Linked DNA regions of Homo sapiens: region 2 is linked to region 1. A link is an interaction called in ENCODE POLR2A ChIA-PET data of the cell type or tissue named here. Cell type or tissue: PC-9. All regions are shown on one strand. Each heading gives the region's core, and the rest is flanking DNA. Links, peaks and the distances in the headings are about the cores only. Region 1 overlaps TRA2A (transformer 2 alpha homolog). Region 2 overlaps IGF2BP3 (insulin like growth factor 2 mRNA binding protein 3).

Region 1 (14,638 bases), core at 5,505-13,504:
CTCTTTCTGCTGAGTAAATTTAAATGTGTTCTGGACATTGTTGAGGTCTAGAATTGTCTATACAATGCCCTGTACAAGCTACATTGCTGTCATTTTCAAAATCAGGAGTTTATTTGGATTACATATACTTTGTGCTTAATTTTAAGTAATGATTACTTCAAGACTGGTGAATTATACGTGACTTTTTGTGCCTGTTCTTTATAGGCTATGGAAAGGGCAAATGGAATGGAGCTGGATGGTAGAAGAATTCGGGTGGATTATTCTATAACCAAGAGAGCGCACACACCAACACCAGGCATCTACATGGGCAGACCAACTCAGTAAGAGTTCAAGTTTCCTAAGCTAAACTATGAAATCCACCAGAAATATGTGCAAAATTTTGATTACTCAGAAACTTTTTTCCTATAATTAGAATTGATTCTGGCAAGGGGCAACATGGCAAAACCCTGCTTCTACTAAAAAAAAATAAAAAATCAGCCAGGTGTGGTGGCACATGCCTGTAATCCCAGCTGCTCGGGAGCTGAGGCACAGGAATCACTTGAACTTGGGAGGCAGAGGTTGCAGTGAGCCTGGGCAACAGAGTGAGACTCTTTCTCAAAAAAGAAAAAAAACATAAGTAGGGGTTTTGATAATGTTTTTAAATATACAACCCTCCTGGCTGGCTCACGATGTTCATTTGCCGGGCGCAGTGGCTTACACCTGTAATCCCAGCACTTTGGGAGGCCGAGGCGGGTGGATCACGAGATCACGAGATCGGGACCACGGTGAAACCCCGTCTCTACTAAAAATACAAAAAATTGGCTGGGCATGGTGGCAGGCACCTGTAGTCCCAGCTACTCAGGAGGCTGAGGCAGGAGAATGGCATGAACCCCGGAGGCAGGGCTTGCAGTGAGCCGAGATCGCACCACTGCACTCCAGCCTGGGCGACAGAGCAAGACTCCGTCTCAAAAAATAAAAATAAAATATACAACCAAAGGCAGTATTCACAGAGGTATTTCTTGGGAATAAAAGAAGGAATATAGTCATTCCTTGGTATTCTCTTTGGTGTCCAGAGTTACTTAAAAATTCTTGGTGTTTATTGCCTTTTAGTCACAGGGATACACCTTTTATTCATTTATTTATTTATTTACCAGTCTCATTTAGCAGTAGGAATGCATCTTAGCATTTTTATACTGCTGCTCAACACAGTGCTTCATCGTTTCAATTTGTTGAAAAGATTTTAATTTGGGCAGTGCATTAGTAGAAAAGCAGTTAATAGTTTTGAGAGTTTTGTGAAGCCCTTCTTGATTATGTATGTAGGGAATAAGGCAAACCAGAATACCATGGGAGTCAGTAAAATGAGATACGGAGGCAATTTCTCATGAAAGGGATGTTCTTCCTCACTTTTCTCTTTTTTAAGCCATTCAATTTGTATTAAAGTGTCCTGGAAAATAGTCATTCACACTAATGGAGAATTTTTACATTTTTCTGCAGTAGTGGTGGGGGTGGTGGAGGAGGCGGCGGCGGTGGAGGTGGAGGTGGTGGCAGACGTCGAGATTCTTACTATGATAGAGGATATGATCGTGGGTATGACAGATATGAAGACTATGATTACCGATACAGGTAATGTTTTAACTTGAGCTTTCTGTTCTAAATTAGATGATAGTAGTGTTACTTGGCACTTTTATGTTGGATACATATGAATAAAAACTTGATTTTTAAAATAGATCATATATGACGCCTTTGGGAGCAGAAGTTAGCAGTCTGTATATGTCAGTATTTTGTTGTGCTATATACTTTTCTGGTCTCATTGGCAGAAAGAGAACTTAATATTAAGTAGTTATCACCTTAGGTACATTATTATTTTGAATGATGAGGAATTTTTATTTTCATCTGCCTCAGTGGAGTGATTATATAGTATGCTAAGTAATCTTTCATTTCTTACAGAAGACGATCACCTTCTCCTTATTATAGTCGATATAGATCACGATCAAGATCTCGTTCCTACAGCCCAAGTATGTGAACTTTACTTTTGTAGCATAAAAAACCTCATTTCTAATTAATGGCTTACTTTAGAATATTAGAGTATAAGGTGGAAGGTGGCAGTTAATAGTTGGAAAAATATGAGGCAAATTAAACTATAATTGTTAACTTTTTTTTTTTTTTTTTTTTTTTGCTTTTTCTCTTTTAGGACGCTATTGATAACGGAATGGTTGCAATTAAGGACATTTTTTTTCCTCTTTTTTTTTTTTTTTTTTTTAATTCTGAGATTTCCCCAAGCTGTGGATTCTTCCTACTCCTTAAGAAAAAAACTTTGGTTTATTTAGCATCTACACTTTTGTCAGTTGTGTTGCTGTTTTCCACCCATTTTATTATACTCTTAAAAGATGTAATTGTTGTCATTTTGAACAGTTAAACATCTTGAGTATAAAAAGAACCCCAATGTTATGTTATGCTTTGTAAATTTTTTTTTTTGCTTTTACCTAGATAAACTTCTAGCTAATCAAATAAGGAAAGAAACTGTCTTTTTAAAGCTTCTTTTGTGTTAGATACTGTATTAGAGATCTGCATTTATCATGAGTTCCTTTTTTTTTTTAACTTTATTTTTGGGAAAGTAACACATGAAGTAGTTCAGTCATGTCAGGTTTGTCTGGGGTGGAATGGAACAGTCAGGTAGTTGAAAGTTTTTTTTTAGAGATGAAAAGCTTGTGAACTCCTGTAAAACATGCTGTATTTGAAATACATCTGTTAAAACTTAAAAACTAAAGTGTGATTTTTTTTGTTGTTGTTAAGTTTATTGAAGTTTATTCCCTTAATCAGTGAAGGACAACCCTTATTTATTACCTAGAGCAGTTGTATAATTCGCTGTTAGAAATTTTGGTATTGGGACAGTGGATAAGCAGGTTATCACATAGCATAGAATTCTTAAAAGATACATGTGGGGAAAAGTAGTCTCAAATAAAAGCTAATTTCTTTGAAAATGGGATTGTCTCTTTATTGTGGTACCATGGAGAAATATGATTGAGGAACTGGTCCTTCCTTTTCCCTCACATCCCCCCAGTGTGTATTTATATGAAAGTTTACCCATCCTGAGTTTTAACTTCCCAATATTTCTCATTTTTAAAAATATTTTTTCTTACACTAGAATGTTATTCCTTGTCTTTTCTTTGGTTCTTTTAAAACCCTTGTTTTTCTTCTCTTTTGGGGGAGACCGAATTGTAAATATTGAGAATATTCAGTACCAGCACCATGCTGAAGGAAAGATAGGTAGCTAATACCTTTTTTTTTTTGAGACGGAGTCTTGCTCTGTCACCCAGGCTGGAGTGCAGTGGCGCGATCTCGGCTCACTGCAAGCTCCGCCTCCCGGGTTCACGCCATTCTCCTGCCTCAGCTTCCCGAGTAGCTGGGACTACAGGCGCCCACCACCACGCCCGGCTAATTTTTTGTGTATTTAGTAGAGACGGGGTTTCACGGTGTTAGCCAGGATGGTCTCGATCTCCTGACCTTGTGATCCACATGCCTTGGCCTCCCAGAGTGCTGGGATTACAGACGTGAGCCACTGCACCCGGCCTACTTTTTTTTTTTTTTTTTTTTTTTGGAGACAGAGTCTCGCTCTGTTGCCCAGGCTGGAGTGCAGTGGCGTGATCTCAGTTCACTGCAAGCTCCACCTCTCTGGTTGACGCCATTCTCCTGCCTCAGCCTCCCAAGTAGCTGGGACTACAGGCACCCACCACCACGCCCGGGTAATTTTTTGTATTTTTAGTAGAGGGTTTTCACCATGTTAGCCAGGATGGTCTCGATCTCCTGACCTCGTGATATGCCCGCCTCAGCCTCCCAAATTGCTGGGATTACAGGCGTGAGCCACTGCGACCGGCCTATAGGTAGATAATATCTTAAGAAGTCTAAATATATTCCAGTAGGAAACACACTTAAATAACTGTAATGTAAAAGAAGAAGAGGGTGTTTCAAGTGACCTTTAAAAAAAGGTGTTGGGCAGCTGGGCGTAGTGGCTCTCACACCTGTAATCCCAGCACTTTGGGAGGCTGAGGCGGGCGGATCACGAGGTCAGGAGATTGAGACCATCCTGGCTAACACGGTGAAACCCCGTCTCTACTAAAAATACAAAATAATTAGCCAGGCATGGTGGTGGGTTCCAGTAGTCCCACCTACTCAGGAGGCTGAGGCAGGAGAATCACTTGAACCTGGGAGGCAGAGGTTGCAGAGAGCACCACTGTACTCCAGCCTGGGCAACAAAGCAAGACTCCATCTCAAAAAAAAAAAAAAAATTTACTGTTTGAAAGTCCTGTCCTTTTTAAGTATATTTTGTGACTAGGGAGCTGAGCTCAGTAGTGTGCACCTGTAGTCACAACTAGGGATGCTGAGACAGAAAGTTATTTTGAGCATAACTACTCAAAATAGAAATAAAAGCTTAGATATTTCTGGACCTCCACTTTTTCTGTTTACTATTAAGATCTAAATGTGGCCGGGCACTGTGGCTCACACCTGTAATCCCAGCACTCTGGGAGGCTGAGGTGAGTGGATCACCTGAGGTCAGGAGTTCAAGACCAGCCTTGCCAACATGGTGAAACCCCATCTCTAATAAAAATACAAAAAAAATTAGCTGGGCATGGTGGTGGACACCTTTAATTCCAGCTACTTGGGAGGCTGAGGCAGGAGAATCTCTTAAGCCTGGGAAGCATAGGTTGCAATGAGCTGAGATGATGCCATTGCACTCCAGCCTGGGCAACAAGAGCAAAACTCCATCTCAAAGATATAAGTGTTTTCAACTGGCGGGTAAGAAAAACTGCTGCTGTTGGTTCTCTAACTTCTTACAACGGTGGTTCCCACTTAATCTTATTTAGGTCCTGGAGCCCTAAAAAAAAAATCTGAAAAACCTGCAGTCTGTCTTCCCAGAAACACTTGTGTGAAACGTTCTGGTGTTTTTGTGTTGAGACAGGGTCTCACTCTGTCACCCAGGCTGGAGTGCAGTGGTGGGATCACAGCTCACTGCAGCCTCGACTGCCAGACTCAAGCAATTCTCCCACTTCAGCCTCTCAAGTAGCTGGGACTACAGGCGCACGCCTTCATGCCTGGCTAATTTTTGTACTTTTTTGTAGAGAAGAGGCTTTGCCATGTTGCCCTGGCTGGTCTCAAACTCCTGGGCTCAAACAAATTGACCTCCCTCAGCCTCGAAAAGTGTTGGGATTACAGGTGTGAGCCACCACGTCCAGCAGAGTATTTGGCTTTTAAATTATAATCTTGTGCATAGAATAAGATCTATAAGAATATACACCAGGGGCCGGGCTCACGCCTATAATCCCAGCACTTTGGGAGGCTGAGGCAGGTGGATCACGAGGTCAGAAGATCGAGACCATCCTGGCTAACATGGTGAAACCCCGTCTCTACTAAAAAATACAAAAAATTAGCTGGGCGTGGTGGCGGGTGCCTGTAGTCCCAGCTACTCGGGAGGCTGAGGCAGGAGAATGGCATGAACCCGGGAGGCGGAGCTTGCAGTGAGCCGAGATCACGCCACTGCACTCCAGCCTGGGTGACAGAGCAAGACTCAGTCTCAAGAAAAAAAAAAAAAAGAATATACACCAGCCTGGGCGTGGTGGCTCACGCCTGTAATCTCAGCACTTTTGGGAGGCCGAAGGCAGGTGGATCCACCTGAGGTCAGGATTTTGAGACCAGCCTGACCAACATGGTGAAACCCCATCCCTACTAAAAAAAAAAAAAAAAAAAAAAAAATTAGGCATGGTGGTGGGCACCTGTAATCCCAGCTACTCAGAAGGGTGAGGCAGGAGAATCACTTGAACCCAGGAGGCGGAGGTTGCGGTGAGCCAAGATGGCACCACTGCACTTCAGCCTGCACAACAGACGGGGACTCCGTCTCAAAAAAAAAAAGAATATACACCAATCTCCTCATAGTAGTTACCCTGTGGAGTGGTAATCTGTGGAGAGAGGAGGTAAGATGAACATTCATAAAACCAATAAAACAGTTTTATGCTGGGCACTATGTTGCCTATGCTGGAGTTCAGTGTCTACTCACATGATCATAGGACTCCTGCACTCAAGCAACCCTATTGCTTTGCCCTCAAGAGTAGATCTGTGTGCCACCAAGCCTGGCCCTTGCTTGTTTAGGCTGTCATTGCTTATCAATGTTAGAACTTTTTTTTTCTTTTTTGAGACGGAGTCTTGCGCTATGGGTTGCCCAGGCTGGAGTGCAGTGGCACGATCTTGGCTCACTGCGACTTTCATCTCCCGGGTTCAAGTGATTCTCCTGCCTCAGCCTCCCGTAGCTGGAATCACAGGCATGTGCCACCACACCCAGCTAATTTTTGTGTTTTTAGTAGAGATGGGGTTTCACCATGTTGGCCAGACTGGTCTCGAACTTCTGACCTCAGGTGATCCACCCACCTTGGCCCCCCAAAGTGCTGGGATTACAGGCATGAGCCACCGAGAACAGTTTGAATTGCACAGCAACTTGAACTATTACACACAAATACATATTGCTTTGCTGTGGCAATTAAAAGCCCAGCATTTTAATGTATTCCTATCCCTGATGTCACACTTAATGCTTTGGGTTTTTAGTATGAATTTTCTTTTTCCCTCCCAATTAAGTTAAAATTAAATGAATCAAATGGTCAAAACTAGTGCATATTTTTATTCTATGAAACAATTCAGATACTTATTGACATTAAAAGATCAGGGGAGGAGTCTTTGAGCATACTCTGGCTAGGGAAGCTGCTCAATAATTGGAAAAAAAAAAAAAGAAGTGTAACATCCATAGGAGTAATGAATATAGAAAACAAGGCTGGGCACAGTGGCTCATGCCTGTAATCCCAGCGCTTTGGGATGTCAAGGTTGGCAGATCACCTGAGGTCAGGAGTTCAAGACCAGCCTGGCCAACATGGCGAGACCCCGTCTCTACTAAAAATACAAAAATTAGCTGGTCATGGTTGGGGATGCCTGTGATCCCAACTACTCAGGAGGCTGAGGCAGGAGAATCACCTGAACTCAGGAGGCAGAGGTTGCAGTGAGCTGAGATCATGCCACTGCATTCTAGCCTGGGCAATAGAGCAAGACTCTATCTGAAATAAATAAATAAATGTGGGGGAGGCCTTTTTTTATTTTTTAAAAAAAGATGGGAGTTACCAGGCGCAGTGGCTCATGTCTGTAATCCCAGCACTTTGGGAGGCCGAGGCTGGTGGACCTGGGGTCAGGAGTTCGAGACCAACCTGACCAACAAGGTGAAATCCCGTCTCTACTAAAAATACAAAAATTAGCCAGGCATGGTGGCAGGCGCCTGTAGTCCCAGCTACTTGGGAGGCTGAGACAGGAGAATTGCTTGAACCCAGGAGGTGGAGGTTGCAGTGAGCCAAGATGGTGCCACTACACTCCAGCCTGGGTGATGGAGCCAGGCTCTGTCTCAAAAAAAAAAAAAAAGATGGAGTTATACAAAGGAAAATAAGCTTATATACTCAATTATTTACAACACAAAATTATTTTAAAATGACTATCCTATTCACCCGTCAGAGGTGAGAGAATGGATACATGGGTAATTGAGGTACTAGTTTTAGACTGTTACGGAGTATGGCTGCAATCATTAGGAAAAATTCAAAGTATATACAGAGAGAGGAAATGGGGAGTTAGTGTTTAATGGGTATAGTTTCAAGTATGTATATCAAAAAAAAAAATCCACATATATGTAGTTTGTTGCTACATAACTGTTCCTGGTGTACTCTGCAATTTGAAAGTTGTAAAATGATTAAGTAACCAATGAGGTAACTTCCTTGCTTTGTGACTGCTGCACAGAATGGTGCCTGGCATGGAGTAGATGTCCAGTAAATATTTGCATAGATGAATGAGGATAGAGGAGTAATTTAAAGAGCTAAAGTGTAAGGGCAGTGTGACAGAAGGGATCTAGGCTGAAAATAATCGTGACAACCCTAACAAAGGTTAAAAATCACTTTTAGTAATCTGTGTAATGAGGGAAGAAAAATGGCAGTTTAATTATCATTAAAGTGTTGGTGCTTAAGTTGCCTTAAAAATTCATTTATGGTGGGGTGCGGTGGCTCACGCCTGTAATCCCAACTCTTTGAGAGGCCAAGGCAGGCGGATCACGAGGTCAGGAAATCGAGACCATTCTGGCTAACACGATGAAACCCCGTCTCTACTAAAAATACAAAAAATTAGCCGGGTGTGGTAGCATGCGCCTGTGGTCCCAACTACTTGGGAGGCTGAGGCAGGAGAATGGCTTGAACCTGGGAGGCGGAAGTTGCAGTAAGCCGAGATCATGCCACTGCACTCCAGCCTAGGCAACACAGCAAGACTCTGTCTCCAAATAAAAAAAGAAAATTCATTGATATGGAACACTGGGATCCCTGATAATGTCAGATAAGTTAACCATTCTATTTGACATTCACAAGAATATCAAGTGCAAACATGTCACAATAGGCTGGGCGTGGTGGCTCACGCCTGTAATCCCAGCACTTTGGGAGGCCGAGGCAGGCAGATCGCCCGGGCTCTGGAGTTCAAGACCAGCCTGACCAACATGGAGAAACCCCGTCTCTACTAAAAATACAGAATTAGCTGGGCATGGTGGCTGATGCCTGTAATCCCAGCTACTCGGGAGGCTGAGGCAGGAGAATTGCTTGAACCCGGGAGGTGGAGGTTGCAGTGAGCTGAGATCACGCCATTGCACTCCAGCCTGGGTAACAAGAGTGAAACTCTGTCCCAAAAAAAAAAAAAAAAGAAAAAGAAAAAAAAAGTCACAATGGAAAATGTTCTTTTTTAAAAACTTAAAAGGGATATGGATTTATATTCTTTTTTTGAGATGGAGTCTCACTCTGTCGCCAGGCCCAGGCTGGAGTGCAGTGGCGCAATCTCAGCTCATTGCAACCTCTGCCTTCCGGGTTCAAGCGATTCTCCTGCCTCAGCCTTCCGAGTAGCTCGGGACTACAGGCGCGCGCTACCACTCCCAGCTACTTTTTTCGTATTTTTAGTAGAGATGGGGTTTCACCAATTGGCCAGGATGGTCTCGATCTCTTGACCTCGTGATCCACCCACCTCAGCTTCCCAAATTGCTGGGATTACAGATGTGAGCCACCATGCCCAGCTGGATTTATTTTCAAATACTAACAAAGCTATTGATACATTATTTTCACAAACTTCCAGCTGAAATGTAGCATTTCCTTCAACAATGAATGTAGGCAAAGTTTCAAACCTTTGTAAAGGCATACACATATATTTGTAATCAAACTTTTAATAAAACTTTTTTTGTTTTTGTTTTTTGTGTTTGTTTTTGTTTTTGGAGACGGAGTCTCACTCAGTCGCCCCGGCTGGAGTGCAGTGGCGTGATCTTGGCTCACTGCAAGCTCTGCCTTCCAGGTTCATGCCATTCTTCTGCCTCAGCCTCCCAAGTAGCTGGGACTACAGGCACCCGCCACCAAGCCCAGCTAATTTTTTTGTATTTTTAGTAGAGACGAGGTTTCACCGTGTTAGCCAGGGTGGTCTCGATCTCCTGACCTCGTGATCTGCCCGCCTCGGCCTCCCAAAGTGCTGGGATTACAGGCATGAGCCACCGTGCCTGGCCAAAATTTAACATTTTAAAGTACGATTTGTATGCTTTGGTTGTTCTTAAGGTAATTTAGAGTTTATACTATTTTTTAATAACAAATTACTAAATTTGTTATTAAAGTGCAAAGCTCAAATGAAGAAAATGAAAAACATTTGTTGTCTTTTATGTATGTATCCTGAATTCATATTACTGTATGGGAAAACCTAGTACTATAAATATTTCAATCCTTACCTTCAAATGTATATTATTGTGCACTTCACGGAGTTAGAGTGAGAATGCTATGTTCAGCAGGGTGTCTTAAGTTAAACATTCAGACTTAGAAAACCGTTAGTCCACATTTGGCATATTCACTTAGAAAAATACAGGATAGGATGCAGCAAGTAGGGCAGTGCCAGGCATTCCACAGGGATCCTTGTAGCAGTTCACGCAGCAATACAACTTAGGTCTGAGATGTGAGATCCACATCACGCAAGTGCACAAGACACCTGGTTTTAAAAGTTTTATGACCTGTTACCCACAGGCATAGCTTCTAAGCTTCCTGAGACATATGCCTCTTATGTCATTGCACTTAAGATGTAGGGTCTCCATTGGATACTTTAGTTTCTCCCAGTGAAGACGCAATTTACCAGTCAAATCATTTTTACCACAAGCAATGTTGTAACACAGTTGACATACTAGCCTTATCAGGGTGCCAGAGAAACAACTAGAAATTTAATGAAAGGCCAAATTCCCACACAGAAGGGGAAAGTTCTTATTAAACAGTTTATAGTAGTCCCTACAAGATTTGGGGCTGGGGGCGGGGAGTTCAATGAAATAGTACCAAAGGTCACATGGAAGAATGTACTTAGAAATGAATAAACAATCAGGAATAGAGTCCAGACTAGATCCAAGTACCTATGAAAACTTACATGGGCTGGGCGTGGTGGCTCATGCCTGTAATCCCAGCACTTTGGGAGGCTAACGCAAGAGGATCACGTGAGCCCAGGAGTTCAAGACTAGCCTGGACAACATACTGAGATCCCCATCTCTACAAAAAATAAAAAATTACCTGGGTTTGGTGGTGCATACCTGTAGTCTTAGCTACTTAGGAGGATGAGGTGTAAGTTGAGCCTGGGAGATCCAGGCTGCAGTGAGCCATGGTTGTGCCACTGTACTCCAGCCTAGCTGACAGAATGAGACCTTGTCTCAAAAAAGGAAAGAAAACATACATACTTAAATGATAAAGGTAGCATTTTATTTTTATGGGAAAATGACAGATCAGTAAAGAATGGTATATGGCTATTTGGAAGAAAATAGATTTAGACTCTTGCTTCATACAATATTACAACAATACAAATTATAGGTGGGTTAATATATAAATGTAAAAAAACTATATGTTATTTGGCAACCATGATAATAATAGTTGATAAGGCAAGACTCTGATTGGTACTAAAACTAGTACATAAAAATTTCAGGAATAGGCCAGGCGTGGTGGCTCACACCTGTAATCCCAGCACTTTGGGAGGCCAAGGCCAGTGGATCACCTGAGGTGAGGAGTTCAAGACCAGCCTAGCCAACATGGTGAAACCCCGTCTCTACTAAAAATAAAAAATTAGCCGGGTGTGGTGGCACACACCTATAGTCCCAGCTACTTGGGAGGCTGAGGCAGGAGAATCGCTTGAACCTGGGAGGCGGAGGTTGCAGTGAGCCAAGATCGTGCCACTGCACTACAACCTGGGCAAGAGTGAGACTCCGTCTCAAAAAAAAAAAAAAAAAAAAAAAAAGGAATAACAAGGAATTTATATAATCTGAAAATATATCTTCACAAGCTATTACAAATAAGAAAAAACTTTGGGCCAGGCGTGGTGGCTTACGCCTGTAATCCTAGCACTTTGGGAGGCTGAGGCAGGCAGATTGCCTGAGTTCAGGAGTTCGAAACCAGCCTGGGCAACACAATGAAACCCTGCCTCTACTAAAAATATTTTTAAAAATTAGCCAGGCATGGCAGCATGCCCCTGTAGTCCCAGCTACTCGGGAGGCTGAGGCAGGAGAATTGTTTGAACCTGGGAGATGGGTTGCAGTAAGCCAAGATCACGCCACTGCACTCCAGCCTGGGTGACAGAGCCAGACTCCATCTCCAAAACAAAAACAAAAACAAAAACCAAACAAAAAAACTTTGTAATTTTACACTGGAGAAACCTGGCATATCAAACCATGTGATTAAAGTTAATATCATCAGTAATGGGAATAATGGATATCATGTGCTTCCTGATGCACTAAAGACATTGGTGATATTTCACAAAAAATAAGTATAATCACTGCTATAATCAGAAAAAATCAGATACCCCCCAAAAGAGAAGCAGTCTAAAATAACTGACTTGGGAGCTTAAAAAATTTCAATATTATAAAAGTTAAAGACAGGAATATTGCAGATTAAAGGAGACTGAAAAGACATGATAACTAAATACAAGCCATGATCTGGGGTTTTTCTTTTTAAATTCTTTTTTTGAGACAGAGTCTCGCTCTGTTGCCCAGGCTGGAGTACAGTGGTGTAATCTCGGCTCACTGCAACGTCTGCCTTCCAGGTTCAAGTGATTCTCCCACCTCAGCCTCCTGAGTAGCTGGAATTACAGGCACATGCCACCACGTCCGGCTAATTTTTGTATTTTTAGTAGAGATGGGGTTTCACCATGTTGGCCAGGCTGGTCTCGAACTCCTGAACTTAGGTGATCCTTCAGCCTCAGCCTCCCAAAGTGCTGGGATTATAGGCGTGAGCCACCACACCCAGCCATTTTTAAAACTCTTTTTAAAACATGATTTGAAAGATAATTTCATTTTCAATCGTAGGGAATTATACAATCATTTGTTAGCCATTCTTCTATCCCCCTCCCATTTTTTTTTTGAGAAGAGTCTTGCTCTGTTGCCCAGGCTGGAGTGCAGTGGTGCAATCTTGGTTCACCGCAACCTCCGCCTCTTGGGTTCAAGCAATTCTCCTGCCTCAGCCTCCCGAGTAGCTGGGATTATAGGCACGCACCACCACGCCCAGCTAATTTTTGTATTTTTGTAGAGACAGGGTTTCATCATGTTGGCCAGGCTTGTCTTGAACTCCTGACCTCAGGTGATCCACCGGCCTCGGCCTCCCAAAATCCTGGGATTACAGGCGTGAGCCACTGTGCCTGGCTATCCCCCTCCCTTTTTTCTTTTTTTGAGACTGTGTCTTTCTCTGCCCAGGCTGGAGTACAGTGGTGGGATCTCTGCTCACTGCAGCCTCCACCTCTCAGGCTTAATTGATCCTCCTGCCTCAGTCTCCCAAGTAGCTGGGACTATAGACGTGTGCCACCATGCCCAGCTCATTTTCGTATATTTTTTGTAGAGTCAGGGTTTCGCCATGTTGCCCAGGCTGGTTTCAAACTCCTGGACTCAAGTGATGCATCTGCCTCGGCCTTCCAAAGTGCTGAGATCACAGGCATGAGCCCCCGGACCCAGCTATGCGTCTCTTTAAAATCAGATTTATTGAGGTTTAGTTAATACACATAAAATTGACTTTTTTTAAACAAAATCTTCCTTTGAACACAAAAAATCCACCACTTTGAGAGTAATATTGTAATGTTTTGATTAAATGTACACAGGGTTTACATCATTTTTTTCTGTAGCACAAGTCCAATAAAGGATACATTAATTTGTAATCTACTTTGACAGCTACAAAGCAGAAATCTTTCCATATAAGTTATTCTTAGAACTTCTTTAGTACCGAGTATATTTAAGTCAATTGTATGAATTGACTTTCAAGACAGACTGAATTGGTGTAAAAAAAAGAATGTTAAATTCTATTTTAAGTAAAAGTTAACTAAATTAAGCCCTCCGTAAACTAAGGCTTACTCTACTTTTATTTATTTACTGGGAGACAAGGTCTCGCGCTGTTGCCCAGGCTGGAATGCAGTGGTGTGATCATAACACTGCAGCCTCGGCCGAGCATGGTGGCTCACACCTGTAATGCAAACACTCTGGGAGGCCGAGGTGGGTGGATCACCTGAGGTCACGAGTTTGAGACCAGCCTGGCCAACATGGTGAAACCCTGTTTCTACTAAAAATAACAAAAGTTAGCCGGGCATGGTGGTGCACCTCTGTAATTCCAGCTACTCGGGAGGCTGAGGTGGGAGAATTGCTTGAACCCAGGAGTTGGATGCTGCAGTGAGCCGAGATGGTGCCATTGCACTCCAGCCTGGGTGACAGAGCAAGATCCTGTCTCAAAACAAAAACAAAACAAAACACTGCAGCCTCTAATTCCTGGGCTCAATCCATCCCCCTTCTTCAGCCTTCGGAGTTGCTGGGACTACAGGTGCTGCCACCACTCTCAGCTAATTGTTCAATTTTTTGTAGTGACAGGGTCTTTCTATGTCGCCCAGACTGGTCCTGGTTTCAAGCCATCCTCCCGTTTTGGCCTCCCAAAGTGTTAGGATTATAGGTGTGAGCCACTGCACCCAGCCTACTGTACTTTTAGATGACAGATGTGTGTCATGAGAAAACAAAGTGCTAACCAAATTTTTATTTTTATTTATTTATTATTTTTTGAGATGGAGTCTTGCTCTGTCACCCAGGCTGGAGTGTAGTGGCATGATCTCAGCTCACTGCAATCTCTGCCTCCCAGGTTCAAGTGATTCTCCTGCCTCAGCCTCCCCAGTAGCTGGGACTACAGGCGCCCACCACTACGCCCGGCTAACTGTTGTATTTTTAGTACAGACAGGGTTTCACCATATTGGCCAGGCTGGTCTTGAACTCCTAACCTTGTGATCCGTCCACCTCGGACTCCCAAAGTGCTGGGATTACAGGAGTGAGCCACCGCACCTGGCCGTAACCAAAATTTTATTTAGTGAAACAATTTTCATTCTACGGCCTTTAGTGAAACAATTTTCGTTCTATGGCCTTTAGTCTATAGAGAGATTTAGAAAATGCTCTACAATTTCCACAGTAAAATGCAATTAGAGTTAATTTTAAGGTGTGGGAAGATTGCTAAAAGTTATTTATTGGGTTGGGTGAGGTGGTTTATGCCTGAAATCCCAGCACTCTGGGAGGCCGAGGCAGGTGAAACACCTGAGGTCA
Region 2 (17,241 bases), core at 3,603-11,602, 150 kb after region 1:
AAATCTGGAGCTAATCCTCATTCTCAAAGGGAACGTCAGATTTTCACACATGAATGGAAAACAAATGATACCTAATCCTCTTCTGGTTGGGGAAGCTCTGGAAGACAGAAAGGCAGCTTCCAGGTTGTCCTCTGTCCCACCCCTTACCCCCCACCTGCCCTCATTGTTTTTGGAAGTAATTTTCTGGGTCCAATCCATTTTATTTGTGGCCTCAATACAGAGGTGGTTTTTCAGTCTTGCCTTACTCGAATAAAGAATCGCTCATCTTATTTGTCCGAATTTTTCCTCTGATTAAGCCATGTAATTAGAATGGCTTTTTCTTCTGGATATTTTTTGATGGTTTTAATTGGTGGGATTTAAGGGATTGGAATATTCCCATTCAAATGTTGGAGCTAATTATCAGGAGCAGAAAGCGGGAACTATTTGTTTTATTCACTACTGTAGCCCCAGGGCCAAGGCCAGGGCCCTGCTACATAGAAGGATCTTTTATTTGTCAAATGACTAAAATGACTGTATGTGAATTATGTTTGAAGCCTTTCATGTGTATCTAAGATACTTCTCAGTTCTCATGCATTATATGTTGTTTTGCTTTAGAAACCATACTGTTGTACAGTATGTGGATATTTTTTGACCCAAAGAAGCTTGGTGACAAACTCTTCCCCCCATACCTAGCTCCGTAACGTGCTACGAGGCACATCCTGTTACTACTGTATTTCCTGAAGAACCTGTGAGTGTGCTGGGAAGAAGAGGTTGTATCCAAAAATACCATTGTGCAAGCCTTGAGCCAGCTACAGAAGTGGCAAGATTATTTTTCCTTTTAAATTTAGAAAGGAGAATTCTTTTTTTTCAGTGTGATCCAACGAAATAAGCTTAATCTTTCTCTAAAAGTTAGAACTGCACTGCTGTGTATACTTTATGTGTTTGTTCCAGCAGGCCTAAGAGGACATGCATGTTCATCATAGGCACCATGCCTGCATTGGACTAGCTGACCCATTTCTCATGTAGAACCAAAAAGAACTGTACTGAGTGGTGGTCCATACCCACCTGCTCCCTGCAGTGGCATCTGATCCTGCCTTCCCCTGCTTTGAAGCAGGAGATGTTGGGTGCTGGTTACCTGAATGCAAAATTAATCGCCCTGACCTCATCATGTAGGAGTGGGAAAGACAACTGGACCATAACCTAGTCAGTCGGCCTGGCTTTAATCTTAAAATTTAAGGGCTTCTTGCTTCCCTTGATCCACCGTTACCTGCAGAAATTCATTATATGGCTTCCCTTCCTTCTCATGTAGCAGATTAGAATTGTTCCTTTTCGAGCTACTCATTTCCCTGTCAGATGAAAGAGCTGTGACTTAAATTGAACTGTTTGTTTTACTTAAGGCAGGAAGATGGGGATAGGGGAAGGGAAGCAATTTTTGTTATATCCGATGATTCATTTGCAGAGCTCTGCCAGTGGATTTAATTAACTCTTGACATTGAAATTAGTCATTATCAGAACCTCGTTTCTGGAATGGTCTCAGAGGGCCATTCTAATCTCCAAAGCCACATTCCTTTCTCTCAGGGGATCGGAGCTTAGTAATCCTTAGCACAGTGAAAGGGTGAAAATAAACTGCAAAGAGGGATGCTAATGTGTTGCTGGAAGACAGGCATCCCTGAAAGTGACTGGGGATTGAAACAGCAGCCGGGAAGATGACTCCTAAGATTGGGACTGTTATCTAAGACACTATTTTTTTATTAGTTATTTTTAGGTAGCCCTTAATTTGTTTCATGCCCTTATTTTTAGTTTTATCTTTTACTCTTGAGGTAAATCTTCAGATTTCAACCAAACATTTAGGAAAATGAAAGCCAAATCTTGATTTTATTGGCATGATCAAGTGGTCACTCTCATGGCCATGAGTTATTTAGCCCTTTAAGTGTTTGAATGGCCAAAGGAACTCAACAAATACTTAATTTTCCCAAAAACACATATTTTTGAGTAGCTAATTTTCTTTCTTGTACTTATTAAAAAATGGCAGGCTTATTTTATATTTAATTCAAAACATATAAATATGTAAATTAAAAAGTTACCATTCGTCTCACCTGGGTAGCTGTTGGTAAGTTGGGGATGTATCTCTATAGGATTTGTTGCCTGTATCTACTAACATGTGTGACTTTAAAAAAGAAATCATGTCATGATGTGAATTGCATTATTTCACTTAAGGACTTTTTACTGTGTTGGTACTTGTAATTTTACCACATTTTCAAAAACATCTGTATGATATGAATATACTGTTATTTAACCATCTCTTCCCGCAATTAGATAATTCTAATTTTCTATCTGTTAGAAACGGAACTTTCCCATGCCAGTGGTTCTCAACTACAAATGATCATCTCTCTGCCCCAACCCCCGTAGACATTTGGCAATGTCTGGAGACATTTTTAGCTGTTAGAGTTGAGAGAGAGGCATGCTACTAGCATCTAGTAGGTACAGGCCAGGGAAGTTAGTAAATTTCCTACAATGCACAAGACACCCCATCCACAACAAAGAATCTGGCCCAAAAAGTCAGTAGTGCCAAGGGTAAGAAACATCACTCTTGACCCATGTATGAGACTATATCTGTAGATGTTACCAGGAGTAGATGTTACAAGAAATACAGTTCTTGAGTCACAAGGTGCTCAGCATTTTGCTGACCAGTTTGCTCCTACCAAAAGTGTTGAGTGTGCCTTGTTACCCATCATCTTGCCCATATTTAATTTTTTCTATCTCAATTTTTGCAAGTCTAGAAGAAAATGACATTCTTTTAGCTGGCAGACATATAATTACTAGTGAAATTAAACATCATTTTGAGTTTATTGGCCACTTGCTTTTCTTGAAGTAGAATTGCCATCTGTCCAGGTTCCATTCCTATCACTGTTCGTTGCAGACTTTCCTCTATCAAGGAGGCAAAATGTGGGAAGAACCTTGCAAAGGGGAAGCAGATTGGTGAAATCTGCTCATCCAATGAATGAAGAATGATATACTGTGCAGAATAAGCAGTTCAACTTGGCTTATGGGATTCCAACTCCTCTCTTGGCATGCCCTCCAGTTCCTATTTGTTTTAGAGCAGATTGAATCCAGGCTCTTTGTCATGAGACATTTGTTCTGTGGCATCTGAAAGGAAGCTGTAAGCACAAACAGCTTGGGTAGAATGAAAAGATGTCCCCGCTTGGTTGGATTGAGGAAAGAGAAAGGGGAATGTTCCTAGAATTAAAATTTGCCTCTTAAGGCATTAATGTTGACAGCTTATTGAAAGTTTATGCTCTTGAGGGAAGTGAGTCATCTGCTTTGCCCTGAAGCCCTATGACTTTGCATTTGGTAATTACAGACTCCACTGTGAATACACGCTTACTGCTCTCGTTTTCCTCTCTGCTTGCGCCCACTATCAGAATCGATGTCCACCGTAAAGAAAATGCGGGGGCTGCTGAGAAGTCGATTACTATCCTCTCTACTCCTGAAGGCACCTCTGCGGCTTGTAAGTCTATTCTGGAGATTATGCATAAGGAAGCTCAAGATATAAAATTGTGAGTAAAGAAGATTGTCCTGTGAAAGAGGTTGATATTTGTGCTCTTGTATTTTTGACATCTCTGACACAATTCTTGGGAATTGCCAACAAACAGAGGGAAATGATATCCTGATGAGCTACAGTGGTTGGCACTGTTGATCTGGTTGTGAAGTGTATGTCTTTTAATATTTAAATATTTTCATTCACATTTGAACATAGGCGAGTGGTGATAACGGGGAAGAGAAATGCAGCTATAGAAGAAGGCAACTTGGGGAACCTAGGACCAGGAGGTATCCTGGATTAACCCAAAACAGGAGCCCCAAATCTTGACTCATCCTTTACTCGGAGCTCATTGGAGCTCTGTTCTTGTCCACTGCCTGGCCCCACCTTGGAGCAGCAGGGAGTGTGGAGGTGGGGAAGTGCCTAAGTCTCTTCTAAGGCAAACTGGAGATTTATCTGGGTAATGCAGGCGGGAACTCTATTTCTTCCACAGGAACTTTGAGTGAAGGTTGGGTTCTGTGCCACGTTTAGCGTACAGAACAGCGCTGCACTGAAAGTAGAATCGAGAGTAAGGCACTGGAGTTAGTGTGGGGACCTCATTACCAACCTTAATTTGTAGAGAACTTTAAATATGTTTTAGTAATATTATATGTGGGTGCCATATCATAAGAATGTAATTATTAAAGTAAAAATTTTAAAGAAGAATTATTTTAGTATAGAGAAAAATAGGCCTGGTGTGGCGACTCATGCCTGTAATCCCAGCACTTTGGGAGGCCGAGGCGGGTGGATCATGAGGTCAAGAGATCAAGACCATCCTGGCCAACATGGTGAAACCCCGTCTCTACTGAAAATACAAGAATTAGATGAGCGTGGTGGCATGTGCCTGTAGTCCCAGCCACTTGGGAGGCTGAGGCAGGAGAATGGCTTGAACCCGGGAGGCGGAGGTTGCAGTGAGCCGAGATCGCGCCACTGCACGCCTGCCTGGCGCCAGAGGGAGACTCTGTCTCAAAAAAAAAAAAAGAAAGAAAAAGGAAAAGCCCACCATCTATTAACCACAATGACATTTTAAACAGTTTTATATATATATGACTGGGAAATTCAGAAAGCTACAAAATGAAAAGTGAAAGCTCCCCTTCCTGTTCTTATGCCCTTCCCCCAAAGTGTAACCACTGTTGTTTCTTCTGTTTCCTTCTATAAATTATGCACATATCTCCAGGTGTATATTTGTACTGGATGGTACTGTTTTTTATTTGTACGTTGTGTTCTGGTAGTAGGGGTTTAGGAATATGGTTTTGAGTAAGAGACTCCATCACTGAAGATATTTCCTGAAGTGAATAAAATAAGAACTATTTTAGAAGTTAACTTCTGTATTTTTTCTCCCCTTCTATTCATGCATTGCTAGAATGCTGGCCAATTGTCAGCAAGTTTTAAGCTGTACCTAACACAGTGCTTCCCAGATGGTAGGTAGGAAGTAAATGTTTAATGAGTGAATATTGTCTTTTTACCCACGAATAGGTTTACTTATTCTAATTTTATGGCCACTTTTCTATTTACAGCACAGAAGAGATCCCCTTGAAGATTTTAGCTCATAATAACTTTGTTGGACGTCTTATTGGTAAAGAAGGAAGAAATCTTAAAAAAATTGAGCAAGACACAGACACTAAAATCACGATATCTCCGTGAGTGCTCCTTTGCTTTTGAATAAGAAAACTTTCCAACACTGTAAGCTGCATGTTGTGTATTGGGCTTAGCTTCCCACTTTACAGCTGCTTCAGCTAGCCTGTGCTGCCGTACTTACACATGGTTTCTCAAATACAGCTTGCTGCCTGTTAGGTTTCTGACCCGTATTGAAAGCATTATCTGCTTCTGGCAGGAGGAACCAAATGCTTTACATTCATGTTTTCTAAAGCAGTCTTAACTATGTTTTATGACATTTATTCCCAAAGTTGGAATATATAACCCAGTTTATTATCCATTGTCGTGTAACGCATTATCCCAACATTTGACAGCTTAACACAATGTGAACATTAATTGCTCAGCTAGTTTTTGTGGGTTAGGAATGCAGGAGCAGCTTAGCTGGGTGGTTCTGGCTTGGGGTCTCACAATGCTGCTGACAAGTTGATGCTGGCTGTTGGCAGAAGGCCTCAGTTCCTCCCACATGGGCTTCTCCACAGAGCTGCTTGAGTGTTCTCAAGACATGGCAGCTGTCAAGATGGAAACTGCAATGTCTTTTATGACATAGCCTCAGAAGTTATACTCTATCATTTTTCTAATGTTGTTTACACAAGTCAGCCCTATTTGGTATGTATGTGTGGGACTACAGATAACTGGGTGACAGGAATCACCTTGGAGGCAGGCTACCACACTTAGAATCTGTGGATGCTCTGAAATTACGTGGAAAGGTTTTTCTGAGGGTGGCCATTCTTAGTTTCACTCAGAGTACTCAAAAAGGTGGGAAAAGATTGATGAACTGAGGAAGAGTGGTAGGGGAAAGACTGCACGGTGTTTGTGTACAAGGAGTTTTCAAAGGAGGTAGTAAGGAAGCAGGAAACTTCTGTTTGGTTGTAAAGAAAGGGGGAAAAAAACCCCACAAAGTGGTAAATTCAATAAGTAATACTACTTTGTCTTAAATTTACCCCCAGAAAGGGGAGAGTTTTAAAAGAAAAAAATCTCAAAAGTTATTCTAGAAGCAGCTATTTTTAAAACTGTAATACAAAATGCTTGGCAGGGCCAGGTTGAGACTGAATTAGAATTATAGACTTCTTTTTAAAGTAGTCTAAGAGAAATAGTCTTCATTATACAAATGTTTACATTTTTAACAAGTTTGAGGAAAATGTTAAGGAATAACTTCCCATTCATCTGGCTCAAGGTTAGCCTGTGACATTATACTAGTAGTGAAAATGAGAACTTCAGGAAGATGAAGGAGATTTGTACCAATAATCCATATCCTCTCAATTTATGTACTTAGTTCTGTTTTCCATGGCACATGTCTCCCATTGCTTTTCCTCTCAAGGCTGTTGACCAGCATAGGCTTAGGTGTTTTCAGGTATGATATTCAGTGGCTTTTGAAGGTTCAGCAGGACCTAGGTCCCGCAGGGAGTTTCTGAATATTTCTGCCACTATCTAACGTTTTTGTTATCTAAATGGCATCGGTGAACCATTTTAAATTTTAGTCAAGATGGATTGATATTCCTCCAGCCTACTTCAATCTAAATTCTAAAGAAACTGGTAAAAACTAAGTTTAGACACAGGAATTCTGGCTTGTGTTTTTGGAATATTTCCATGCTTTCTCCTTGCTTGGTGACCCAGAAAATGCAATTGCACGAGAATGCCAATTATGCCTAGAATTGGTTAATACAGACTAGGAACATACTTATGAAAGGTTATGTACTTAGGGTATTTGGTTTCCTCAAAAACTATACATCTTTCCAGTCATTTTTTAATTCACTGTTCAATTGTGAAAATGGTTCAACTTTAAGCGGTTGAGAAGTAAGCTTTATTTAAAATATGGACTTGATTGAACTATATGTATCCAGTAATCGTTAGTTGAGAAAATGGGAGGGCAAATATTTTCTTCTCTCTTGCAGCTTTACAGTTTCGGATTTACGTCTTTTGGGGCTTACTCATTTCCCATCATGTTTTACCACCCACTTTTACATATTACCAGGCTCCACAGTTTGTTTTTAATTGCCGTCTGTGGCTGAATTATTAGCTGTCTTCCTCCAATTTTCATTCTTTTTCTTTCCCTTCTTTTTCATTCTGCAGATTGCAGGAATTGACGCTGTATAATCCAGAACGCACTATTACAGTTAAAGGCAATGTTGAGACATGTGCCAAAGCTGAGGAGGAGATCATGAAGAAAATCAGGGAGTCTTATGAAAATGATATTGCTTCTATGAATGTTAGTTTTGTTATGAAGGGCATGTCTTTATTTTAACAAATAGTTAAAACAATGTTTTTAACTGCATTAATATTGAATTCTTTTGTGGCATTATCACTAGAAGTAGTTCTAGTTGATTTTTAGCACCTCAGCAAGTACCCTGGGATAGTAGGGAAGATACTGGCTTTGACATTAAGCTTTGCTGTCTCTGTGACTTTAGCAAATTATTCAGTCTTTGAGCCTTAGCTTCCTTCTGTCTGAAGTAAGGCTAGTGTCTACCTACAAAGGTTAATATAGTACCTCTCTTACAATGTTAATTTGAGAGAGTTTAATATAGAAGAAATGTTACATGAACTGGATTTGAATCACAGCTGAACCATTTATGAGCTGCAGCTCTCTTCTCTTATATGATTTACTCAGTCTCTCTGAGGCTCAGTTTACTCATCTGTAAAATGGGACTACTGCCTACCTTGCATTCTTATTAGGATTACAATAGATATAATGCATATAAAAGTTAATGTTAAGATTACAGGTTTAAAACTTGGTTAGCCATATAAACCTTGGAGATACAAGAATTTCAATTGATAAAACAATCTGTGTAGTGCATCTGAGGCTATTAAAGCAAATTGCTGACATTCCTTAATCAGTGAAATGGTGCTGAAAATGGAATACTTCAAAAGCCTGTCTTAAATTTTAAAGTAAATGACTTTAAAAAATAATTTTTTTTCAATTGGGCCAGTCATCTGAAACACAAAACCTGAGACGAGGGAAATGTGCAAATACTGCGTTTGTGAGAAGAGCCTAGAATGCTAGCCATTTTACACCCCACGTGACTTCTTGCCAACCTGCTTCAATTCTCACTGCTTGGCTCCAAATGTTCTGGAATCAACTGGGATTAAATCTAACCCCCTTAGGCCTTTTAAAAAGATTTTCAAGTACACTCAAATCTCCCTTCCACCGTCTACATTACGTCCTCAACCCTTATAAAATTAAACAAATTAAAATACCCTTTCTGGCTCCTATTTCCATTCCAGTGATATGTTTACTTGCAGTAGTTACATGGGGATGGGTCCTGATTTCCAGAGGGCTCAACTTTGAGGCCTCTAGACCCATGGTTGCTAAGTTTTACCCAGCAAGTAAAGATCTCTTAATAGCTGGTTTGCTTTTCAATGAACCAATCTTACTTGATTACCTCTTCAACTCTGATACATTGCTTTTTGTCTATATTTAGTTTGCCCACAGCATGCAGAATACGGTTTTGTCTAAGTCCTGTGGGCTAGTCATAAGGGAAAGGAAAGCTTCCCTTGAGATATCTTAATGCAGCTGTGGACCAAGGAGGGGGCAAACCAGCACACAGATTTTAAAATACCAAGGGATATAAACAGATGTAAACGATGTACTCAAGTAGAGTCCCATGGAACATCTGCTTTGAGTTATACAATCATTTCTTTATTAGACAAGAGATCAGTTTGAATACTGTCACTTAAAAATGCTCACTTTCCCTTGATTCTTTTAATTGTCAAATTAAGGGGCCTTTTTACTGTTGCAGCTTCAAGCACATTTAATTCCTGGATTAAATCTGAACGCCTTGGGTCTGTTCCCACCCACTTCAGGGATGCCACCTCCCACCTCAGGGCCCCCTTCAGCCATGACTCCTCCCTACCCGCAGTTTGAGGTAAGATAACTGGCCTTGGCTTTCTTTGTGATTGGGCAAAATCTTAATGTAAACCTAGTCCCCGCGTGATCATCTGTTTAGATGCCAACATATGCTCTCCAGTTCTTGCTAATGGAGCCTTCTTATTTGGCCCTTTGTGGAGTAGACATGGGATTATTTTGCAGTTTTTGGATAGCGGGGTTGTCAACATGTGTTTTCAAATATCACAACAAAAGTTTGGGACTTTGAGGTGGCAGGGGAAGAAACTTAGTAATTGTTTTTCTTATTTAAAAAAATTTTTTTTCTTTTTTCTTTTTTCTTTTTTTTTTATTCTAAGTTCTCGGATACATGTGCAGAATGTGCAGGTTTGTTACATAGGTATACATGTGCCATGGTGGTTATTTAAAAGTTTTTGGAGACACAGTCCCACTCTTTCGCCCAGGCTGGAATGCAGTGGCACAATCTTGACTCACTGCAACCTTCACCTCCCGGGTTCAAATGATTCTCATGCCTCAGCCTCCTGAGTAACTGGGATTACAGGTGTGTGCCACACCACACCCGGCTACTTTTTTTGTATTTTTAGTAGAGACAGGGTTTCGCCATGTTGTTCAGGCTGATCTCAAACTCCTGGCCTCCAGTGGTCTGCCTGCCTCGGCCTCTCAAAGTGCTGGGGTTATAGGCGTGAGCTATTACCTGGCCAGTAATTATTAAATACTAAAGGAAAAGATTTTTTAAAGGCTTCTTTCATCTTTGTCACCTGAAGTCAATGGCTTTGAAAGGTCAGGAGTGACTCTGTGTGTTTTCCATGTTGAGTGTACTTTTTTAAACCAAAGAGATAAGATAGTTTTGTGCACAATTATATTGTGTGTGTGCGTGCATACATTAAGCAGATGTTTATTTTGTAAAGAGGTAGGTTATATAAGAAATAAATCTTAGGCCAAGTGCCATGGCTCACACCTGTAATCCCAGCACTTTGGGAGGCCGAGGCGGGAGGATCACCCGAGGTCAGGAGTTCAAGACCAGCCTGGCCAACATGGTGAAACCCCATCTCTACTAAAAATACAAAAAATTAGCCGGAGTGGTGGCAGGTGCCTGTAATCCCAGCTACTTGGGAGGCTGAGGCAGGAGAATCGCTTGAACCCAGGAGGCAGAGGTGGTAGTGAGCTGAGATTGCGCCATTGCACTCCAGCCTGGGCGACAGAGCGAAACTCTGTCTGGGAAAAAAAAAAAAAAAAGAAAAAGAAAAAGAAAGAAATATTTTATACTTGCTTTTTAAGAATAGCAGTTTCCTTGAGGTCAGAAATAGGAGACTAGTGATGGTATGAAAATAATCGCAGCACAGCAGACACCTGATGGAATAAATTATTTTGAAAGTAGTTAATAATTCAGTTGCATTATCGATAATCGGAGGTATTCATGTGACATTCTAGGATCTTCCTTCATGAATTTGTTTTGACATCTCTCCCTTTTTGTTTGGCTCACTTACTTAATATTAATATTTTGAGTGATACCTCTTACACCAATTTGGGGAAATGTCCAGGTGGAATAGGTTGGTGATTCCACTGTATTACTACCTAGAATAAATATGTAGAGTAAAATGACATTGAAATTGTACAGAAAATACAGATGGCTCAGATTGTCCCCCTTTTATCCTTTTAAAAATGAAAATTTCCTTTTCCTGTCCTTGAACCCACCAAACTGATTGGGGTTCTAAGCAGTTGCCCTCCTGCCGTGTGTGTTTCTGCCTTTACTGTCAGCAGCATCTTGTCTCCCCTGCAATTCACCTGCCGTTTCTAGTATGTTTTGGCCTGGAAATCATGTAACAGAATGATAGCCATCAAAATTTCAGCTACAAGTGAAGTGTGCATAGATTCATTACGTGCCCCCTGAAGTGGCTGGCATGTTTTTACTTTGATGCTAAAGGGGACTGGTAGAAAGAACCCTGGAGTCAGAGCCCAGGTCTGGCCCACTGCCTCTGACACAATTTTGTGTCACTGAAGGTCAGACTCCTTGGCTCTGGATTTGTTTTCTCACCTGTATAATAAAAAAAACCTGAACTATAAGAATTGTGTCTAAAGCCTTTAAGGTCACACATTTCTAGTTTCTACAGAATTAAATAATATGAAAGGTTTAAGGAGGAATAGGGGAGAATGAGCCTAAAATAGGAATCTGAGAGTACATCTAGGGACTTAACTTTGAACATGTCCACTAGTTTATGTGTGTGTCATAGGATTGGTTTAGGGCAGGTGTGTCCCCAACACTTCTGTATAAAATGACACTTACTAAAAGGTACAATGAGCTGATCATGTGACGTAACTCTGTGCTAGGAAAGCTCGCATCTAACCCACATTTCTGCTGGTTCCCCTAAATTAGCTTTCTCTCTGGGTGGGTTGCTTAACCTCTCTGTTTCATTCCCAGTTTGTAAACTGAGGTGTCCCTTTAACTCTTTTTTTCTCTCTATACTGGTGACATGTTCCAATCAACAAAGCTTTTCACATTACAAGTGATCACAGAATAGAACATTCTTGGACATCAGTCTTTTACACTTACATGGATGCTTCAGTAGCCAAAATTCCTAGAGTGAACTTGTAGGTAACTATTTTTAAAATATGTAGATAAGACTGCATATTCTCTGGATTTAGTCATTTTTCTGACTTATGGTATAGTTCTGTGTATCAGGTTCCTATGTTAGAAAAATTAAGAATGCTTTGAGAGAAGTGAGATCATATTAAGAACTTATATTTCTCCAGCACTTCTACAGTCTTAAATGTCTGAATGACTTAAATCAGTGGCAGTTTTGTTTTAAGAATGGGAGGAGGAGGTCGGTGATGTTTACTTAAATAAAAGTTGAGCCAAGAGTAAATGTAAGGAAGATGTCACTGGAATAGGTCATCTTGCTTCTCCTGTCATTTAAGCTAAATCAAATAGGTGCAATTAGAAGGAGCAAATGAGAACAGAAGTTGCAGAAGCTGCCAACAGTAAAAACACTGCCACAGGGCAAGAGCTGCAAAGATGTAACAGTCTGGTGGTTTCAAGGACAGGCAAAGGAAATTCGCATTCTTAAAGGAATACAACAACATGGACAGTCTTAACAATCTGTGTTCTTTGCAGAATTCCAGTGGATATTTTATTCTACATGTGTTCCAGGCAGTGATACAATGGAGTTCTCAACTTTATAACTGAATATTTTCCTAAATCATTTATCCAAATCATATATTTCCCTAAATCATATATTACTGTTTTTATTTCTTATTTTACATTGATTGACAATCTGTAAAGTTCAGCATTAATTATTCCCTGCCTTAAGGGGAAAAAAATGTTTTTCCCATACTTAAATTATAATTATCCCAGACAATTTGAATGAAAATCCCTGGGGGTAGGGGTGAGGCAAAGGTATCAATTTTGAAAGCTCCCGAGATGACTCCAATGTGTAGCCAAGGCTAACAACAACTGTTTGATTAGTTAAGAACTTGTGTCCCACTTAAATAAATAAAAATCTCAGTGGGAGCAGGTGGAAGCTCAAAAATGTGTAGTTTCATAAAGGTCATCAGGAGTTTTATGCTACCCGTTTATTGTCAGGAACTGTTCTTTTCAAGAGATGGGGACTCACTATGTTGCCCAGGCTGGAATTGAACTCCTGGGTGCAAGTGATCCTCCCACCTCTGACTCCCAAGTAGCTGGGACTACAGGCACACACCATCACGCCCAGCTAAGAACTTCTGTTCTACAAAGAATGTTTACTAGTCTTTGGAGGGGCGCTTCAATGTTGAAAAGAACAGTTTCTATCAGTACCAATTGCAAGGGAGAAAAAGTTCAGGATAAGCACAAATACATACTAGTTGTGTATATCCCTTTTTCTACCTTGTTCTATGCTTTGAAGAGTGAAAAAAAACTCACCTCTTTCTCTCTGGACCACCTGCCATCCCAACTCGTAGGAAATATCATGCCAAAAACCTCTGTGGGATGTTGCCGTTATGTCTGTTTTTACCCTTCTAACTCTATTTTGGCATACTACATGTATCAGGATTAGGTTTGGGTATGTATTGTTACTAGAAAAAAAAATGGCTTAAATTCGTTTTCCTTTTTCATGAGAAGAGTTCAAGGGTAGACAATCCAAGGCTGGAAGTGGTTCCACCATATCCTTCAGGACTGGTGCTTCTATCTGCCTTGTGTGCCATTCCCTGGCCCAGGATAACTGCTCAAGCTCCAACTATTGGGTCTGTTTCCAGCCAACAAGAAGGATAAAGGATTGCTGGATGTGGTGACAGACACCTGTAGTCCCAGCTACTGGGGAGGCGGAGGTGGGAGGATTGCTTGAGCCCAGGAATTTCAGTCCAGCCTGGGCAATGTGGTGAGACCTCATTTCAAACTGAAAAAAGGATAAAGGATCAAAATTGGCAGCATCCTTATTTAAGGACACTGCCTGAGGATAGCTTTTCATACTTCTGTTTGCCTCATGTTGGCCAGAACATACCACTGGCTGTGTCTAGCTGCAAGAGAAGCTGGGAGACAATCCCTGTGTGAGGGCAGCAATGTGCCCATTAAACACAGGATCTGTTACTAAAGGAAAATACATGTTGGGGACAGCTATTTGTCTGCTTCACTGGATTTGGCACTATTGCCTGTTAAAGGAGCCTCCCAGAGCCTGGAAGAGAGGAAGCAAGCTTTTAAGTTCTCTCAAAAAGCAGAATCTAAATTCTGGAGGAGAAAATTCCATATTCCAGATTCCCATTCCTGTGGTTATTTTCATCTAAATAAAGAGAAAACACCATTATTCAGAAAATCATATTGTCCCTGGATACAATTAGAGTAAATTCTACTTTCAAACAGCTGCTAGGCAATTTTCTGGCTTAATGTTCAGGGGAACAATTCTTTAACAAGTGTTGTTTGAGTATATAACTTCAAGTTGCAGGGGGTGGGGGGTGGTTGCAAGTACTCAGTTGGAATAGCTTTGCCTTCACTATTTTTAGACTTTGTTCTTTTTCTAAACCGAAATCACTAATACTTAACTATTTTGTGTACCTAGTGGTCACCACTTTTTGAAATACAAATAAACTATTGTTTTTAAAGGCAGTAAATTTCCCAAAGCTTTACCAGTTTCTTTGCTTATCATTGCTTCTTTTTTTTTTTTCTTTTGGAGACAGAGTCTTGCCCTGTCACCCAGGGTGGAGTGTGGTGGCGCAATCTCGGTTCACTGCAAACTCCGCATCCTGGGTTCAAGTGATTCTCATACCTCAGCCTCCCGAGTAGCTGGGATTACAAGTGCGCAGCACCATGCCTGGTTAATTTTTGTATTTTTATTAGAGACAGGGTTTTACCATGTTTGCCAGGCTGGTCTCGAATTCCTGACCTCAAGTGATCCACCCATCTCGGCCTCCCAAAGTGCTGGGATTACAGACGTGAGCCACTGCAGCCGGCCTATTCTTTAGCAAGAAAAATGAAGCCAAAAAGAAGCAATGATAACAACCAGGCGTTGCGATGAGCCGAGGAGGTGGAGGTTGCAATGAGCCGAGATCGTGCCACTGCACTCCCGCCTGGGTGACTAAGCAAGACTCTGTCTCAAAAAAAAAGAAGAGAAAAAAAGAACATACTGTTTTATGTTTGTGAGGGTCTATGATGTTATTTAAAAAAAAAAAAAAATGGTTTAGAAAGTTAAAGATGGACGGGCATTTTGCTCTCAGCACTTTTAAACTGTTCCTGAACTGCATTCTGGTATCTATACTTGCTGATGAGAAGCTTGCTGTTCCTTTGAAGCTATCACAGATTACGTACTAAGATCGTGTTTATCCTTGATGTCTTGTAGGTTAACAGTGAACTTCTGCTTTTATTTTAAATGTATATTGCCTGTCAAGAAGTAGGTTTTGATGGCTAAATGTTTCAAATAATTTTTTTTTTTTAATATATACTACTTCCTTTTTCTTTTAGAATTGTTGCATTTCTCTACTCATGTTTTCTCATTCCTGCTTTGTAGCATGAAAGTAGAAATGATGCATCTCTTCTTTGGATAAATCCCTTGCCTCTATTCCATTCTAGAACTTTGCCTACTAGTTCCCCCACAATATTCTCTTCTTCCCAGAACTTGCCAGGTTGAGTCTCCCCAGAGCCAAAGAGTTGGTTCTTCCAACAGACAAAAAGTCTCTAGTTCCTGCCTAGCAGCTGGCTCGTACAGTACTTAACTGGCAAACTTCGAGTTTATAAATGACAGGAAACGCGCCTTTCAGAAATGCTCAAACAGTAGGGAAGAAGGAATTGGCAGCTAGTGAAGCAGAGCAAGAGCTGGAATTGGCATAGTGCGTGTCGCCTTAGCTGGATGGTCTTGGCAGCATACAGTTGGATTGGCAGAAGTAATCCCAAGGGCTGCTGGCTTCAGTTTTGATAGCCTCTTTGGAGTCTTCTCAGAAGTCTCCAAAATGATAGTGTAATCTTAAAATGGCTAGCTTTCTGCTTATGAAAGAGGCAAGAGAGATTAGCACTTTTTTAGGCTTAAGGTACTCTTTAAGAAACAAAGGGCCAGGCGCGGTGGTTTATGCCTGTAATCCCAGCACTTTGGGAGGCCAAGGTAAGAGGATTGCTTGAGATCAGGCTGGGCAACATAGGGAGAACTCTGTCTCTACAAAAAAAAAAAAACTTTTTTAGATTAGCCGGGGGTGGTGGCCTTTGCCTATCCCAGCTACTTGGAAGGCTAAAGTAGGAAGATCACCTGAGCCCAGGGAGGTCAAGGCTGCAGTGATCCGTGATTGAGCCACTGCACTCCAGCCTGGGTGACAGAGTGAGACCTTGTCCAAAAAAAAAAAAATTATGAGTTGGAAGGAATTTTTTAAATCAGATGAGTGTTTCAGGGAGTCTCTTAGTCTTCCTCCTTAAGATTTCTCACAGTGGGTGCAACTCTTTTGTTGGTAAACAATTTCTAAGTAAGTAACTCACTGTGCACATTTATTATCTCTGAGAAGCCTTGGTTATCTAGTTATGGTGAAAAACTTTCTTTGCCTTTTTTTTTTTTTTTTTTTTTTTAATGTTAAAGACTTCAATATTTTGTTCAGGTCATGGAGTTGAGTAAACTTAGTTTCAGTTCCAGACCAAAATCCATTTAAAAACAACAACAAAAAAACCCAGGAGTATCTATTTTACAAGCCAAAGGGAAACCGTGGCATCCTTCCAGGTACCTGGAGGCTGATCATGTTGGCTGACATGCATGTCTCCATGCCTTTGTGATGTCTTAGATTTTGTCCCCCACAAAGTAAATACACTTAACCTTACTGTTTGCTCATACTTGTATGTCTTCACGATAGATGATTAGGAATTACTCATTGGCAGACTTCACCAGTTATGCAAACTTTCAGTTGAGCAGCTTTGTTCTTCTGTTATTTCAAGCCGTAGTTGAGAGTCTGCCAAGAAGTCCAAAGGAAGTTTTGCCGATAGGCATCTGGCACAAATCCATTGGGAAGCAGCTTATGTCCTGTGAACATCCTTCAGTCCCAAAGAATGTATCCAAGAAAAGGTTCAGACAATGCAACTAGACCTTAACTTAAATGGAAGGAATGTGTAACAAGACTGGGTAACGCTAATGGGCCTTTTCCAACCTAGGTCTCATAGACTTAAATTCAGGTGAAAAAGGCTTATAACTTTTGCTCTGCCTGCTGAGTTTTGCAAGTAAAAATTTAAATTATCTGCCTATTTGGGGTGTCCAAATCCTGACACAGGCTTGTTCTAGCATAGGCTTATTTTAGTCTCGATTTCTTTTCTTTTTTATTTTTTGAGACAGAGTCTCGCTCTGTTGCCCAGGCTCTGGAGTGCAGTGTCATGATCTTGGCTCACTGTAACCTCCACCTCCCAGATTCGAGCGATTCTCCTGCCTCAGCCTCCTGAGTAGCTGGAATTACAGTCACGTGCCCAGCTAATTTTTGTACTTTTAGTAGAGATGGGGTTTCATCATATCAGCCCAGCTGGTCTCGAACTCCTGACCTCAAGGGATCCGCCCGCCTCAGCCTTCCAAAGTGCTGGGAGTACAGGCGTGAACCACAGCACCCGGCTCATGGCTTATTCTGAATCCCATATAAGAATGAAGTGTACCAGAGAGCCAATTTAATGATTGGCAAAAGTTGACAGCATATTTATGTGAGCTGCCTTACATTCCCAGAGGAAAATTTTCTTGAAAAGTAATCTTTGGTTAAGAAGATGCTTCATGGATAG

The links. ChIA-PET counts read pairs that join two places held together with the same protein. Peaks named below come from ENCODE experiments on the same cell type or tissue, not always from the same donor. Only the 100,000 strongest peaks of a DNase experiment are listed, where the experiment ranks them.
Region 2: POLR2A ChIA-PET joins it to region 1 with 15 read pairs; 7 of 35 experiments call an interaction of 5 or more read pairs at or near these places.

The regions. Positions count from the first base shown.
Region 1 is chr7:23,493,102-23,507,739 of GRCh38, reverse strand. It overlaps TRA2A (transformer 2 alpha homolog), which reads left to right. Exons shown (of 8, transcript NM_013293.5): 5 at 205-320; 6 at 1,474-1,602; 7 at 1,927-1,994; 8 at 2,171-2,960. The coding sequence ends at 2,181. Among named protein-coding and RNA genes, the nearest start is that of IGF2BP3, 30 kb to the right of the region's middle. In PC-9, for the core only: no CTCF peak of the experiment used is centred there; no DNase peak of the experiment used is centred there.
Region 2 is chr7:23,333,895-23,351,135 of GRCh38, reverse strand. It overlaps IGF2BP3 (insulin like growth factor 2 mRNA binding protein 3), which reads left to right. Exons shown (of 15, transcript NM_006547.3): 7 at 3,402-3,536; 8 at 5,074-5,196; 9 at 7,283-7,418; 10 at 8,947-9,072. Among named protein-coding and RNA genes, the nearest start is that of MALSU1, 43 kb to the right of the region's middle. RefSeq lists a silencer at 15,172-15,466. In PC-9, for the core only: no CTCF peak of the experiment used is centred there; a DNase peak (open chromatin) is centred at 6,845; H3K4me3 peaks cover 1,099 bases; H3K27ac peaks cover 1,381 bases.